Regions from separate parts of the Homo sapiens genome. Here region 2 is linked to region 1. Evidence: chromatin contacts called from ENCODE Hi-C or POLR2A ChIA-PET data. All regions are on one chromosome and are shown on one strand. Each heading gives the region's core, a stretch centred on a gene start or an enhancer-like site at or near the end of the contact. The rest is flanking DNA. Distances are from core to core; before and after follow the strand shown.

Region 1 (7,861 bases), core at 2,580-5,079:
CTCACACTAATGCTCTGACGGGGCGGGGCTCACACTAATGCTCTGACGGGGCGGGGCTCACAGTAATCCTCTGACGGGGCGGAGCTCACACTAATGCTCTGATGGGACGGGGCTCACACTAATGCTCTGACGGGGCGGGGCTCACAGTAATCCTCTGACGGGGCGGAGCTCACACTAATGCTCTGACGGGGCGGAGCTCACACTAATGCTCTGACGGGGCGGGGCTCACAGTAATCCTCTGACGGGGCGGAGCTCACACTAATGCTCTGACGGGGCGGGGCTCACAGTAATCCTCTGACGGGGCGGGGCTCACACTAATGCTCTGACGGGGCAGGGCTCACACTAATGCTCTGACGGGGCGGGGCTCACAGTAATCCTCTGACGGGGCGGAGCTCACACTAATGCTCTGACGGGACGGGGCTCACACTAATGCTCTGACGGGGCGGGGCTCACAGTAATCCTCTGACGGGGCGGAGCTCACACTAATGCTCTGACGGGGCGGGGCTCACAGTAATCCTCTGACGGGGCGGGGCTCACACTAATGCTCTGACGGGGCGGGGCTCACACTAATGCTCTGACGGGGCGGGGCTCACAGTAATCCTCTGACGGGGCGGAGCTCACACTAATGCTCTGACGGGGCGGGGCTCACACTAATGCTCTGACGGGGCGGGGCTCACAGTAATCCTCTGACGGGGCGGAGCTCACACTAATGCTCTGACGGGGCGGAGCTCACACTAATGCTCTGACGGGGCGGAGCTCACACTAATGCTCTGACGGGGCGGGGCTCACAGTAATCTTCTGACGGGGCGGAGCTCACACTAATGCTCTGACGGGGCGGGGCTCACACTAATGCTCTGACGGGGCGGGGCTCACACTAATGCTCTGGCAGGAGGCGGAGCTCAGGTGGCAACACTCCCTCGCCTGCCACTCACCTCCTGCTGGGCGGCCTGGTTCCTAATAGGCCACAGATGGGTACCAGTCGGTGGCCCTGGGGGTTGGAGGCCTCTGCCTTAAGGTCCATAGAAGGGGTTTCCTCCTCACACCCTGATCATAGGTTTAATCTGAACGGAGAAGGCCCAAGAACACTCTTCTGAAACACACCTTTAGGTTGCCAGACTCAGTGTTTACCTTGTTAAAGGCAAAGCTCCAAGTAGAACATTAAGTTCTGGTTTTTACCATTGGTGTGAGTGATCCAGGGTGTATCTGCCGGCTGAGCCCTTCCGAATCCGTAAGAGGAACGCCAAGCGCTGTCCCTGAGTCTCAGCAAGTGGCTGCACTGACGTTTCTGTCTCCACTGAGCCCATGTTTCAGGTTTGGGGGGCAGCAGAACACAGGAAGGGGGGACTCCTGCCGACCCCCGTGTGATTTCCAGCCTTTGCTTCCTAGTGAGTACATTGTCCATTTACTTTGATCAAGACCCAATTAAGACTGTCCTCATTCTGATTTTGTTTCTGGATATTTACTGAGGAGGCTTTTGTGTGGGTCGTGACACTGGGCCTCGGCCTTCCCGCCAGTGCTGTGAGGGCCAGTTCCTGACCAGCCAGGAGGTGCTGTGTTCTCAGAAACAGTGAGAATCTGTCAAATCTGTTATGCAGGAGTGAAGGGGACAAGTTCTGCAGCTCTGCTGTGAATGGGATGTGCGTTCAGCAGCATTTCTGCCCACAGCTGTGCTTCCCATCATTAGCTGCTTTTTAGTTTTTCCAACTTAAAAAACAAGTAAATACAAATAATGGTAGAAAAAAAATCTGCCAACTCCCATTGGTATCATCAGGATCGAGTTATTTAAGGAGGTTGGGGGTAAGATGCCATCAAGTAGAGGAGAAAAGCAACGCACCTCACTGTTCATTAGGGCAGGGCCCCCGGCTCACCATGGCCCTGGGAAATCTCCTTTGAAAGTGCAGTGGATGGTGCTGTCTGAGGTGCAGAGCTGTGGGACACGCCCAGATCCCACCCCAGCAGAACCCAGAGAACCTTCTCCTGGAGAGTCCCGCCGCCCAGGCCAGGCTTTGGCATTCATGCTGCCGGAGTGTGGGCCCTGCCCTCCAGGCTCACATGCTGGCCACTGCTCAGTTGCTGAGAGTGACCAGGTGGCCCCACTCCAGCCAGCTCATGAAACAGAGCCACCAGCCTAAGCGTCCTGCATTTGTTTATGGTGTAAAAGTACTTTTGGATGCTTAGCATGTTTTTTAGTGGTAATAAAAAAATTAAAAAATACCACCTGATTTGGGAAGCCCAGTTTGGGCCTCTATGATCACAGCACTGCAGTTTTGCACGGGAGGTACCGTCTGGCCAAGCTGACCACACTGGCCAGCCCACCTCTCCACTCTCTCAGGGCAACACGAGTGGATCCTCTGGGTCCTGCCCTGCCCTGGGGATACGGAGGTAGTGAGACTTCGGGCAGCCACAGAGGAGCCCACATCTCCTGCAGATGTGTGTGTTGTCAGGAAGGGCTCTTCAAAGACTCAGAAGTGCTTCAGAGGCTCACCCCTCACGGGAACAGTGCTCCTACAAACCCTGCTTGGCAGCCCCTCCTCAGGACGCTCATTCAAGGCAGGGAGACCCCAGCCAAGGGTGGGGCTGAGGGTTCCGTGGAGGGCCATCCCTGGGGCCTAGCCTGCTGTTGTCCACCTCTGGGCCGTCCTGCGCCCCCGGCCTTGCTCTCCGGCCACTGCAGCCCCCGAGTACCCCTGAAGCTGCTCCTTAAGGTGCTGAGCCCCTTGGGTCAGGAGTAACTACCATGGAAGCTGACCCTCGAGAAAACCTCCTGGTCAGTCAGCAGTGGGCAAGGATCCAAAAGCCGTTTTCTCACGAAATTTCCACCACAGCCTTCCTTAGCAGAAGCGTCACTGCTGGAAGTGTTTGAGTCATCTCACCGCTAGAATGAAACCAGCTGGGAACGAGAAACCTTATGTTCAGAGTTTCAGTTAGGAAGCCTGGGAATCTGTCTGTCTTGGTTTCCAAAGGGATCTTTCCTCTGAAAAGGCCATGATCAATAATGTGGAAATGTTTCACCTGACAAGTTTCTTTTTGAAATATAGTCCTTATCTTTTCAAGTTACTGTGTATCAAGAGAGCAGCTCCAGGTAACAGGGAGAGAATGAGTGGAGGTGCAGGTGAGTCGCTCCTTGCTGAGGATGTGCAGTAGACTGGAAGATTATTCTTTTTTTTTTTTTTTTTTTTTGAGACAGAGTCTCACTCTGTCACCAGGCTGGAGTGCAGGAGTGCAGTGGCGTGATCTCGCCTCACTGCAGCATCCGCCTCCCAGGTTCAAGTGATTCTCCTGCCTCAGCTTCCCAAGTGGCTGGGACTATAGGTGCCTGCCACTACCCCCAGCTAATTTTTGTATTTTGAGTAGAGACGAGGTTTCACCATGTTGGCCAGGCTGGTCTCGATCTCTTGACCTCGTGATCTACCCGCCTCAGCCTCCCAAAGTCCTGGGATTACAGGCACGAGCCCCCACGCCTGGCCGGAAGCTTTTTTATCGTGCATCCCACATGTGCCCATGTGCCTCCAGTCCACATGTGACCCTGCTCATCCCTCCGGGTTTTCATGTGTTTCTGTCTCAGGCATGAATTGCTTTTAATAAAGTGTCCGTGGGGGGCCGTGTGCCCCCCGGGATCTCTGTGTCTTCCAGCAGCCGACTGAGGCACATCATGGCCGAGATGATCGCCACAGAGAGGGAGTACATTCGGTGCTTAGGATACGTCATTGACAACTATTTTCCAGAAATGGAAAGAATGGACTTGCCCCAGGGCCTTCGAGGGAAGCACCACGTTATTTTCGGCAACTTGGAGAAGCTCCACGACTTCCACCAGCAGCACTTCCTCCGGGAGCTGGAGCGCTGCCAGCACTGCCCCTTGGCCGTGGGCCGCAGTTTCCTGAGACACGTAAGTGCAGGCCATGGCGTGGGTGCCGGGCAACGTGGTGGGTGAAGCCGGTGTCAGAGAGGCGGGGCCTACAGGGCCCACGTGTCAGGCGGTTGGAATAGCTTCAGTCCAGGTCTAGGAGCTGGTCCTGACAGGATGTTAAGACCAGCCGAAAAACAGATGCCCCACACGGATAACCTGTGGGTCTCCAGTGCTCGGTGCTTTGCGCGTGGTGTGACCGACTGTGTCCCTGCTGCCCCTGGAGGCGGAGGCTCACAGACACCATCACACCCATTCTGCCAGCAGCCCTTCTCCTTTACCACTTCCAGCTGATAGGCCAGAAGCAGTTCCCAGAATCACCTTCCGGGGAGAGGCCAGGCCTCACCTCTTCACACGCCCCCTGCCCCTGGATGCCCCATTACCTGCCAGAGGGACCAGCCTGTCCCGTTCTGAGAATTCCCTGTGAGGCTTTCAACTGGAAGCACGTTGAATGTACAGACCCAGTGGTCTCTCCTCGTAAGTTGCTTCTCAGTGATGAATGTGGAATCTCTCTGTTTGAGAGTCTTTAATAAAGTTTTTAATTTACTCTGGAAAGAAACTGACAGGCTTTCAACAGGCATTCACTGAGTGCTGTGGGCAGATGGGATGTATGTCCCAGACCACTGAGCACAGATTATCACAACGAAAACAGCCGTGGACAAAAGAAGCGCATGTTACATCTTTTCAGTGTTTCCTTTTTTTTTTTCTTTGAGATGAAGTCTCGCTCTGTTGCCCAGACTGGAGTGCAGTGGCACAATCACAGCTCACAGCAGACTCCGCCTCCCGAGTTCAAGTGATTCTCCTGCCTCAGCCTCTTGAGTAGCTGGGACTACAGGCGCCGCCACCACGCCCGGCTAATTTTTGTATTTTTAGTAGAGATGGAGTTTCACCATGCTGGCGAGGCTGGTCTTGAACTCCCAACCTCCTGATCCACCCGCTTCAGCCTCCCAAAGTGCTGGGATTACAGGTGTGAGCCACTGTGCCCAGCCTCAGCATTTTCTTAAAAGGTGCTTTTAGACATAAAGTGCAGATTCATATTGACCGTGATTGTGGCAATTTTAAATGTCTTGACAGCTTTAGCTCTTGGCCATGGACCAAATCATTCCAATGCCCCCCACGCCCTCCCAGGCCCACTGCCAGCTGCATCCTCTTCCCCCCTCAACCCCCTGGAGTCTGTGTTTTAAAGACAAATTACAGAATTCTCAGCATTGAGGCTTCAGCTGGTAAACTGGTCACCCCTGGAGCCCTGGTGTTGGGGATACTCTGATAGTCTTTAATGAAGGGCCGAGTCTCCCTTTCACCTGATCATGGTACAAACTGCACCTGGGGGGTCTTGGGACGGGAGCAGTTCCAAGTCTGACCCGGGCTGCGGGAGCCTGCTGTCTCTGGGCCTGTCACTCCCACAGCCAAGCAGTCGCCTCTGCTTTTCCAGGAAGAGCAGTTTGGGATGTACGTGATCTACAGCAAAAACAAGCCGCAGTCGGATGCCCTGCTCAGCAGCCATGGCAACGCCTTCTTCAAGGTCATCCCCCTCGGCCCGCCCCCCACAGCCTGCCCGGCCCTCAGCCAGGCCGGAGCTGACCCTCTCACCCGGCCCTTGCAGGACAAGCAGCGGGAGCTAGGTGACAAAATGGACCTGGCCTCCTACCTGCTGCGGCCCGTGCAGCGTGTGGCCAAGTACGCGCTGCTACTCCAGGACCTGCTCAAGGAGGCCAGCTGTGGCCTGGCCCAGGGGCAGGAGCTGGGCGAGCTCCGAGCCGCCGAGGTCGTGGTCTGCTTCCAGCTGCGTCACGGCAATGACCTGCTGGCCATGGACGCCATCCGCGGCTGTGACGTAAGTGCCTCAGACGCTGGCAGCTCAGGCAAGCTGGGGGAATTTGAGGCTGCTGGTGAGAAAGTCTTGGCCCCAGCAGCACACTTTTCTTGGTGATGTGCTGGCAGATTTGCCCCGGAGAAGTCCCTCAAAGCACAGCCTTCTGAAGGCCGCAGCGGGGGCCACCTGGAGGAGGGTCTTACCTGTCTGGGCAATGTCAGGGAGCAGCCAGGCTCGAGGCCCCTGGAGCCCCAGGGTTTGACAATGGCTGGCAGATGTTGGCTGCCGTTCTACAGGACATGCAAAGCAGGCTGGCTCTGAATAACTGGAAGTCTGCTTACCTGGGCTGTATTTAAAACAGGTGGACGTGAGCGCTGCACCCCAGCCCTCTGTGAGAAGGCACTAGGGCCAGGGCGTGGGGCTGACCTTGGCTCGTTCATACGGGCCCGCGGCAGCTCACCCATATGCTGCTGCCCGCGACCGGCTGCATGGGTCTCATCAGGCCCCTCTGCGGGGGTTGTGCAGCTCAGTGTAGTGAAGGCTGCCCTGGCTGCCCCAAACCCCAGATGCCCAAAAGGCCACGGGTGAGCTGAGAAATGGCCGGTGCGTGGGGGCGCTGGCTCCACTCTGGCCTGGGATGGGTGACACCCCAATGGCAGAGCAGGGCCGTGGAGGGTGGGACCCCACATGAGCTGGAAAAGGCAGGCCCATCTCGGGCCCCCAACACCGACGGAATCGGGGCTGCTTCTAGGAAGTGGTATAGTCAGTCTTCCTGGTCACTTGTGTGGAGGCGCCTCAGGCTGTCCCAGCATCCTCAGCCAAGGAGCCCTAGGGGCGTCCATGGGATGGAGGTCATGGGAGAGGCTCTGCCAACCGTGCCCGTCATGCGGGTAAATTCCACTAGGGGAGGGACAGCCTGGTGGGCACGGCGGCTCCATCTCTGGGGGCTGCTGTCTCCTCTGACCCAGCTTGAAGGGATTTCTGTGGGGACGAGGGAGGAGCTGTCGGATTCCCAGGGGCTATTTAGTGAGGGGGACTCTAGCACCACCTCAGCAGGGAGTTCCATCAAAATGGACGCGAGGGCTTTGAAGAAGAAAGTTCCATAAATCGCAACAAGGTTTACCTTGTGATCTCTGCACGTATGACCCGGGAACGGGGGCCGGGGTGGGGGTGTGGGACGCTCACCCCCTGAGCAGGGCTCCTCCCCTGTGTGTGGGCCCAGAGGGTCAAACGGGAGGGTTGGGGGGAACTGGGTGAGTTCCTGAGCTTTTAGATGTGATGCTGCAGTTTCTATCCTGATGCTCTTTGAAACCTTTAACAGCTAACATTAAGGCGGATTTGCCAGATTTTATGGCAGTTTGGCTGCTGTTCCGTCTTGTCACGAAGCTAACACATTTAGACGGAGACAGTGACCTGTGCCACCACAGACGCCGGATTTTCTTGGATGAAATCCACCTGTGTGTTCCTCTGCAGGTGAATTTGAAGGAACAGGGGCAGCTGAGATGCCGGGATGAGTTTATCGTTTGCTGCGGGAGGAAGAAGTATCTGAGGCATGTGTTCCTCTTTGAAGACCTCATCCTGTTTAGCAAGACCCAGAAGGTGGAGGGCAGCCACGACGTCTACCTGTACAAGCAGTCCTTCAAGGTAGCACCCGCCCGGTCCGATTGGGTGCAGGCCGAGCCAGGCCCTCCAAGGGGGTCTCGGACCCTTGTCTCACCTAAGGCCAGCAGAGGAACTGGGAGGGAGTGAAGCGGGGAGGAGCCGCACTGCGATGTTTGTTTTCTGCGGTTCTTGGGTAAATTCTTGAAAACGTTAGCCTTCCAAAAGCTGCAAGGAGAAGTGTGTCTTCTCCAGTCCCATGTCCAGTCCAGGGGCTGAGAAACAAGTGCCTACTCAGTCAGTAACTGCATTTTGGATCCTGTGCAGAGGTGAACACAGGGACAGGCCTTCCCCTGGCTCTCGGAGGTGCACAGGGAGGGCTTTGCTGATGCACCACGTTGGGCAGGTTCCCACTTGTGACTCGGCTGTGCTGAGGGAGGGGAGGTCCCTCCCTTCTTGACAGAGTCCATGAGGGTGCATGGGCTCACACACAAGCAGCCTCACAGACTCATGCATAGCCTTGCACACTCATGGACAGCTGTCCT
Region 2 (7,861 bases), core at 2,970-5,469, 49 kb after region 1:
GTTTGATTCCATTTACATAACATTCTTGAAATGACAAAGTTCTGGAGATGAAGAACAGATCAGTAGCTGCCGGGGGCTATGGAGGGAGGGGCGGTACACAGGGCAGCACGTGAGGCCCCAGGGATTGGGGTATCTTGACCGCATCCTGGCAGATGTCTTGGCTGTGACACTGCACTATCGTTTTGCAGATGCTTCCACTGGGGAAAGCTGGGTAGAGGGTACACGGGCTCTCTGCATTACTGATGACAACTGCATGTGATTTACATGACCCCAAAATAAAATATTTAATTAAAAGAAACTGAGTTGGGCCCAGTGAACTCAACCAGTCCCTTTCAGCTCTAAAACTATGTTTTCTGGGTCAGGGGAGGAAACAGGAGGTACAGGAACACTAGAGGGGAGAAAGCACGGAGAGATGGGAAAAGCACGGAGAGAGAGATGGGGAAAGGGCAATCAAGAAGACTGAGAGAAAAGGGGGGAAGCAGAATGACAGAGGAGGTGTGAAGAGAGAGAAGCCCTCTGGAGTGCTGAAATACTGAATATTCTCCCCTGGGAGCTACTCAGGGTAAGAATTTCTCCAGGGACTGCTCTTTCGGGCAAGCACAATTACACACATTTCTATGTTATGTTAAGTAAAAATCTAGTAAATGGGCTGGGCACGGTGGCTCACACCTGTAACCCCAGCACTTTGGGAGGCCGAGGCGGGCAGATCATGAGGTCAGGAGATCGAGACCATCCTGGCCAATGTGGTGAAACCCCGTCTCTACTAAAAATACAAAAATTAGCTGGACGTGGTGAGGGGCGCCTGTAATCCCAGCTACTCGGGAGGCTGAGGCAGGAGAATCACTAGAACCAGGGAGTCAGAGGTTGCAGCAAGCCGAGATCGCGCCACTGCACTCCAGCCTGGCGACAGGGCAAGACTCCGTCTCGAAAAAAAAAAAAAATTCTAGTAAATGAAGCGAGTGATCAGGACAAAACTAGCCTCTCATCAATAAATCAACCAATAGCGCTTATCAAGTATTCATATGTCTGCCTCTTCTTCTAGACTACACTAGGGGCTGGTTAACGCTCCTATGTGCAACAGAACCTCAAACACATCGTAACACACCTTTGGAGAATCCTTACAAGAACACCAACTTAACAGTTCTCTCTGACCACACTACCTCAGCAAAAAACCAGGAAGAAAAAAATATTCTTCAACCCTTTTCAGGGACAGAAAGCATCATTTCAAAAGTCCAAGAAGGGAAGGTAAGAATTTCAAAAGTGAAAGTTATCATGAAAGGCTATAAAAGCTGGAGATGAGTCTGAAAAACAAATGGAAAATGAGTCACTTCAGGGCCTCTCCCAGCCTCAAAGCCAATTAATTATTACATTAGTCAGAGTAATTTTAAGCCTTCCAATCCACTCACCCTAGCCACAGGCAACAGTAGCCTCTCCAAGTGTTAAGGGTTTTTTTTCCCAAGCCTGCAGGCGGATGAGCTTTTTACATGGCAGCCCCTTAGGATTGGATGTGGACCTGCCCTGTCTTTCACCAAGAAGCAAGCACTGCGCAGATCACTGAATCATAAAAACCACCTGCTCTTACCAGCCTCCTCTTCCTCTACAGCAAAACTTCTGACCTGAGACATGGAAGCAGATAAAAAGCCACTACACAAAATGTATCGCTACAACTAGAGGGCAGTTTTGCCTTTCTTCCATTCAATTATTCAGTTTCTCATGTTCCTAAGTGCCAGCCCAGAACCATGGAATGTGAAGAAACACAAAACTCACTCCTCTGCATCAGTGAATTGATTGTGTGGTGGGGATGTAAGTCTGCATATGACCGGCAGGTCCCCAAAGTGGTGCCAAGTCAATCTAAACTAGAGAGAATTTTTCTGGCCAGGCCAAGCAGAGATTTCATGGATGAAGTCTCCCAAAGACTGATTTCCTAAACATTAAACATCACTGGTTTTCCAAAACTGGTTTTCTTTTTTTTTTTTTTTAACCCTGTTGCTCGGGCTGGAGGGCAAGTGGTGCCATCTCCACTCACTGCAGCCTCGACCTCCCAGGCTCCACTGATCTTCCCACCTCAGCCTCCTGAGTAGCTGGGACTACAGGTGTGCACCGTCACGACTTGCTAATTTTTGTATTTTTTTGTAGAGACGGGGTTTTGCTGTGTTGCTCAGGCTGGTCACTCGATCTGCCCACCTGGGCCTCGCAGAGTGCTGGGGTTACAGGTATGAGCCACCACGCCCAGCCCACTGGTTTCCTTTACACCCGTTTTGTTCCCCAGCAGTCCTTATGAGGGCACCTGAAATAAGGAACCTCCTCCCCGACTTGAGAGCAGCAAAGCCTTCAGAGGGAACTAAGTTATTAAAACCCACCCCACACAAAATGCTTCTAAACGCCTTGGCTGACTTAATCCTTGCAGTGTGCTGAGGTTAAGTATGATTATCCATCTCCTGTGAACAGGAAGACTGAGGCTCAGAGCTTAAGTGATTTGCCCACGGTTCACTGCAGGGGATAAAACTCGGCTGTCCCTGGCAGGTCCCAAAGTCACGGCCTTCAGGCTCCCACACCATGCTGCCTCCCTCACCGGGGCTCCACACTCTCAGCCTGGAAAACACGAATTTTAAGAAAACCATGACTTACGAAAAGCAGCCAATCCCAGCATTGGAACCAACAGGGCATAATTCCACCTGCTTCCATCACCACCATCCGCCCTGGAATTAGGCCGGATATTCCAATTTGGGGGATCATTTAGGTTATTCATGGAGATATACCTTGAAGTAAAGAATAAAAACGTTAACTACTTTTATTCAAGAAATTTTTCTTCAGTTTTAACTATGTGCTTGCTGCACAGCACTGAGGCCCTACGGGATTCAAAGAAGAAAAAAACTAGACCAGAGCCGGGCATGGTGGCGGGCACCTGTAGTCCCAGCTACTCGGGAGGCTGAGGCAGGAGAATCGCTTGAACCTGGGAGGTGGAGGTTGCAGTGAGTCGAGGTCGCGCCACTGCACTCCAGCCTGGTGACAGAACGAGACTCCGTCCCCCCCAAAAAAAAAGAAAAAGAAAAAGGAAAAAAAAAACAAGAACTTAAGATGAAAGCGACTCACAATCTGGTTGGGGAAAGTGGAGAAAACAGACATGTCTTAAGCATCTGAAGTGCAGGTAGAATCAGGTAAGTTCTCTGGTACAAATATGTTTAAATGTATGGCTGCTGCGATGGTTAATTTTGTTTGTCAACTTGACGGCATCATGAGGTGCTCAGATACATGGTTAAGCATTATTTCTGGGCGTGTCTGTAAGGGTGTTTTTGGATGAGATTAGCAATTGAACCTTTAAACCAATTCCTCACGTCTCCCTTCTATTTGTTGTGTCTCTGGAGAACCCTCATACAGTTGTATCAAAGATACAGAATCAACTCGATAAAAGTGGGCTCACACCGGACACTTTCATATGAGCTAGGGTTTGAAGAGTGAGCAGCATTTTGACAGGCAGAGAAAGAAGGAAAGGGTCTTCTGATCAGAAGGAAGACTGTGAGGAAGGCAGGGAGGGGTGATGTGGGGAAGGTGCAAACAGTGCTAGAAGCTTCTGAGGCCTCCTCGTGGTGGTGATGAATGCAGAGATTACAGAGTTCTCTGCTTCGGGCTCAGCATGCACCCTCCATAGCTAGGCTGGGGGCTAACGTTAGTAAGAATTTACTGATTTACTGAGTACCTACACGAAGTTTCACATTTTCACAAAGTAGAGTCACTTTAAGTTTGTTTACATGTGACCTCCACAAACACACACAATTACAAAATAGTTTAGTTAATCAAGGGATGTATAATAAACAAGAGGTCGGAGGCCCCGGGCCGCTCCCGCCCACCTCCGCGGACGAGCGCCCCCCTCCGACCCCATTCCCTGCGGTCTGGGCGTTCAGGCCCTTCGGTCTGGGCGATCCCGGAGAACCACCCACGGGGCTTTAAAAATGTTGGTGCCCACCACCTCCCCGGAACAGGGCCCGCTCTACCTCGGTCGGGGAGCGCGGGACCTCAGCGTTCCCTTAACGCCACCGTCCGCGGGTCCGCTTTGCGCAGGCGCGGCGCCCCCACTCAGTACCCGCTCCGGGCGTGGCATGGTGCGCAGGCGCGATGTCCCCCACTGCAGCCCCGCTCGACTCCGGCGTGGTGCGCAGGCGCGGTATCCCCCCTCCCCCGCCAGCTCGACCCCGGTGTGGTGCGCAGGCGCAGTCTGCGCAGGGACTGGCGGGACTGCGCGGCGGCAACAGCAGACATGTCGGGGGTCCGGGGCCTGTCGCGGCTGCTGAGCGCTCGGCGCCTGGCGCTGGCCAAGGCGGTGAGTCCGTGCCGCGGACCGGGGCGGGGCAGGCGGGGGCCGAGGCGGCGGTAGGAGCGGGACGGTCCCCAGCGGGTCCGAGCGGAGCGGGCGCCGGGTCCCTGCGCCCTCTGTCCCGGGATCGGGAAGGGGCTGAGAGAGCCCTGGGCCGGTGCGAGGGGAAGCCGCGGGGCGGACTCGGGGACCCGGGGAGCTCGGTCCTTAGTAGATAGTCCGCGTCCGGGTGAAGGTCACAACCCCGCGGGCTTGCTGGGCGTCCCCTCCGCCGCCTTGGTCCGGGCCTGGGGTCCTGGGACCCCGCGGGCTGAGGTAGCCCCTCGCCTCAGTGCCTGGCAGGTGGACTCGGGGAGGAGTCGTGTCTGCCCAAGGTCACCCGGGCGGATAGCGGCCGGTGGCCGCCCTGGCTGGGCTGGGCCTCTGCCGCCCTCTGTGCGGGTTGTCCTGAGGAGCAGCCCGCAGCCCGTGGGTGGGGCCGGCGGGGCGGGTGAGACCGCCCGGGTGGGTGCGAGGAGTGGCCGGGCTCGGCCCGGTGGGCGTCCGGTGGGAAGCGTGGCGCGCCCGAGCTTAGGCTTGCAGTTCGCCTTTCCAGAAAGCGCAAATCTGTCCATGTCCACTTCGAGACCTTGTAAGTTAAGGGCTTCTACTTTGGGTCGTGTTTGGTGGTCCTTATGCCACCAAAAATGTGCCAGTGTTTAAAAGCAGCTGTGCCAGTTTTTAAAACTCAGGCGGAGAGCTCAGCGCACTGACCGGGCGAGGACGCCGGGACCTGTGCTTGCCTGTGCGCTGAGTGCCTCTAGGGCCGGGCTCGGCTTAGTCCAGGATGGTGGTCAGGGTTATACTTCCCTGAGCCCTTGCTCTCTGAGTGTCTGAATGTGCCCTCTACGATTGCATCTTAAGAATCGGCCTTCTAGGGTTTTATTTAATCAAGCTAAATTGGATAGGTTTAGTTGTTTGGTTCTTTTAAATGAACTTACCCACCCACCTCCTTAATTACAAAGTAATTTTAAATTGCAGAATAAAAATCTCAATAGGAACCAAGGCATTCAGCAATATTGATTTGAATTATGCCTGTAATTGTGCAATTTTCTCCTTTTTGAAATACTTATTAAAAATCTCGTTGAGTTAAATGTGAGGATTAGTCATACAGCCATCCTGCCAACATCAGAAAGCGTGTAAACCGTTCTAGTGTGTTGCTGTGGTTGGTACTGACTGAGCAGAGACCCCTGCCGCATCTTGGGCTTTTAAGAGCTGCTAGGAGGGCGTCCACAAGCAGGAAGGAAAGCCCATGGTCAGTGGGGCTTTTTAGGGGAAATGGTAGCTTGTGATTGGAGAAAAGCTAGAGCTAGTGCCTTTGTCCTCAACCCAGATGGTGCCCGGTGTTCCTTCTGCAGACTAAGACCCTGCCAGCGGCGGAGGCACCTCAGACGGGATGGCAAGATAGCAAAATTGAACCAAAATTTAGTCTTGGGTTTTGTAAAAGTCTTTTTATCTTGATGAAGTTAGCTTTTCCTACAGAAATTCTGCCTGCAAGCAGCATATTTATCGGCATTTCAGATAGGCTTTTTTTCCTGAAGAATTGGAGTTTACGAAGGAACAGCATAATCAAAAAATTAGCAGAAAAAAGAAAGAAATTCGTGATAGCCAACTGAGAAATGTGTTTGGAAAATAGATGCTGAGGATAATTTCAGTAAAGTCCAGAGAGAATTTTTTAACCTCATTTTGGCCAGTTCTGTGGTGTTTTGATCATTCTGTATTTACAACTGCTTTCAAGTGACGAACTTATCAGACTTATTTTGCTTTTGGTTTCTTTTTATGGCCCAGTGCACTGACACAGCTTGCAAACTGTTCGAAAGCAGTTTAATCAGAGGAAAAAGAAAACCAAGAAACTTCAATAGTTACTGGTTAACTGCTTACTTCAGGTGAAGTTTTTCAAATCCCTTAACATGAACATCCAATATATTGTTCTAGGACAAATTGATTTCTTTTCTTTGAATGGATTGTTCTGAATATGTTTAATGGTGTTCTAGAAATACATTATTTAGGCCATTATAGTAGTAAACCTTTGCTTTGCTTCTTGGGATAATTGTAACAACAATGGCATTCCATTCTGCATTCCTCATGATGTTTTTCCTGATTTATTTGAAAAATTGTGACTTGTTTTTTGATATGAAACCTGGATATTAATATTAGTTGGGAGTCTCAGAGATTTTTCCCAAGGGTCTTTAGATAGGGGGGCAAGTCCAGGATCCAGAGCCAGGCCGGCCGACTTGAATCCTCTCTGAGCTCCGTCTTTCCGTGGGGTTAGTGAGGATTCTGTGGGTAATGTTTGAAACCTTTGGTGATGCTCTTGAGAACCAGGGCTCACAGCCTATGCACAGTAACCATGTGTGAACTGAATTTTTTTTTTTTTTTGAGACAGAGTCTCACTCTGTCACCCAGGCTGGAGTGCAGTGGCGCAATCTCGGCTCACTGCAAGCTCTGCCTCCCGAGTTCACGCCATTCTCCTGCCTCAGCCTCCTGAGTAGCTGGGACTACAGGCACCTGCCATCATGCCCGGCTAATTTTTTTGTGTTTTTAGTAGAGACGGGGTTTCACCATGTTAGCCAGAATGGTCTCCATCTCCTGACCTCGTGATCCGCCCGCCTCGGTCTCCCAAAGGGCTGGGATTACAGGTGTGAGCCACCACGCCCGGCCGAACTGTATTTTAAGTATCCCTGTTTTTAAAATAATAAACACTAAAATTCTAGTGAGAATAATTACACGCAGTTGTAAAAGAATCAATGAGTATACCCTCCCTCACCCAGTTCATTTTCCATGAAAGCAATTCCTGTTTCTGATACTGACTCCTGGCATTTGTAATACCTCTGTTTCTTTAGCGGATATGCAGGTGCATTTTTATCAGTTTTAGACTTCTTGCCTAGAGAGGGGATTTAGTTCACTTAAACTACCCTGCTTCCGCTTCTTCCTGATACAGTCGTGCGTTTTTAGGTTCTTCGTTGGCTGCTTTTGTGATTGTGTAGGTTGTACATGCAGATTAGTTTCTTGCTCGTGATTTATAGGTGCGTTGTATTAGATGAGGACCCCTTACTTTGCTAGATTTCGGATATGAATGTCTCTGCACTTCTTACTTTTCCCCTCCACCTCCTAATTCAGTCATCTGAAATTCTGTATTGTTAAGCAAGGTCTAAGTATTCCTTTTAGTTATATGTTCCCCATTTTTTTTCTTGAGGAAATGTTTGATAGTTTCTCCTAAAAAAATTAACAATTGGCACAAAAGACTAGTTTTGTGTCAAAACTAGTTTTGAGTTTTATCTAAAGACTGAAATTGGCTTAAAGTTGGGCTTTCCAAATTCAAAAATCTGCCCCAGATTAGATTTAGATTGAGAGGGTTAGTGTCCTTTTCGCCAGGGGGATGGCGTGATAATTTGTTCAAGATTGTGTTATAGTAGCTGCCCCTTTTAAGCCAGCTCTGTGTGTGTGTGGTGGGGGGTGGGCAGTGGGTCTTCCACATCAACATCCTAGAAAGAACGAATAAACATTGAG

Evidence for each region. Hi-C counts contacts between places; a loop is a spot of excess contacts on that map. ChIA-PET counts read pairs that join two places held with the same protein, here RNA polymerase II (POLR2A). Pooled maps may share reads with other maps.
Region 2: a pooled map shows a loop between it and region 1 (2.5-fold over the local background). The contact joins the promoter of SDHA here to the enhancer-like site in region 1. A Hi-C loop is called at or near these places in 1 of 168 maps with a recorded cell type or tissue (posterior vena cava) and 3 of 50 pooled maps. POLR2A ChIA-PET finds 5 or more read pairs at or near these places in 3 of 52 experiments (AG04450, BJ and Panc1).

The regions. Positions count from the first base shown.
Region 1 is chr5:165,707-173,567 of GRCh38, forward strand. PLEKHG4B (pleckstrin homology and RhoGEF domain containing G4B) reads left to right here. Exons shown (of 20, transcript NM_052909.5): 14 at 3,634-3,886; 15 at 5,337-5,426; 16 at 5,508-5,738; 17 at 7,191-7,361. Among named protein-coding and RNA genes, the nearest start is that of LRRC14B, 22 kb to the right of the region's middle. RefSeq lists enhancers at 3,336-4,535, 5,024-5,537, 5,538-6,051. Within about 2 kb of position 3,830, at least 6 of the 41 ENCODE cell types and tissues checked have a DNase peak (open chromatin) inside an H3K27ac peak, as active enhancers do.
Region 2 is chr5:214,101-221,961 of GRCh38, forward strand. SDHA (succinate dehydrogenase complex flavoprotein subunit A) reads left to right here and starts at 4,220. Exons shown (of 15, transcript NM_004168.4): 1 at 4,220-4,318. The coding sequence starts at 4,256. CCDC127 (coiled-coil domain containing 127) reads right to left here and starts at 4,053. Exons shown (of 3, transcript NM_145265.3): 1 at 3,993-4,053; 2 at 2,629-2,759. The coding sequence starts at 2,749. RefSeq lists silencers at 4,031-4,360, 4,591-4,830 and an enhancer at 4,230-5,038.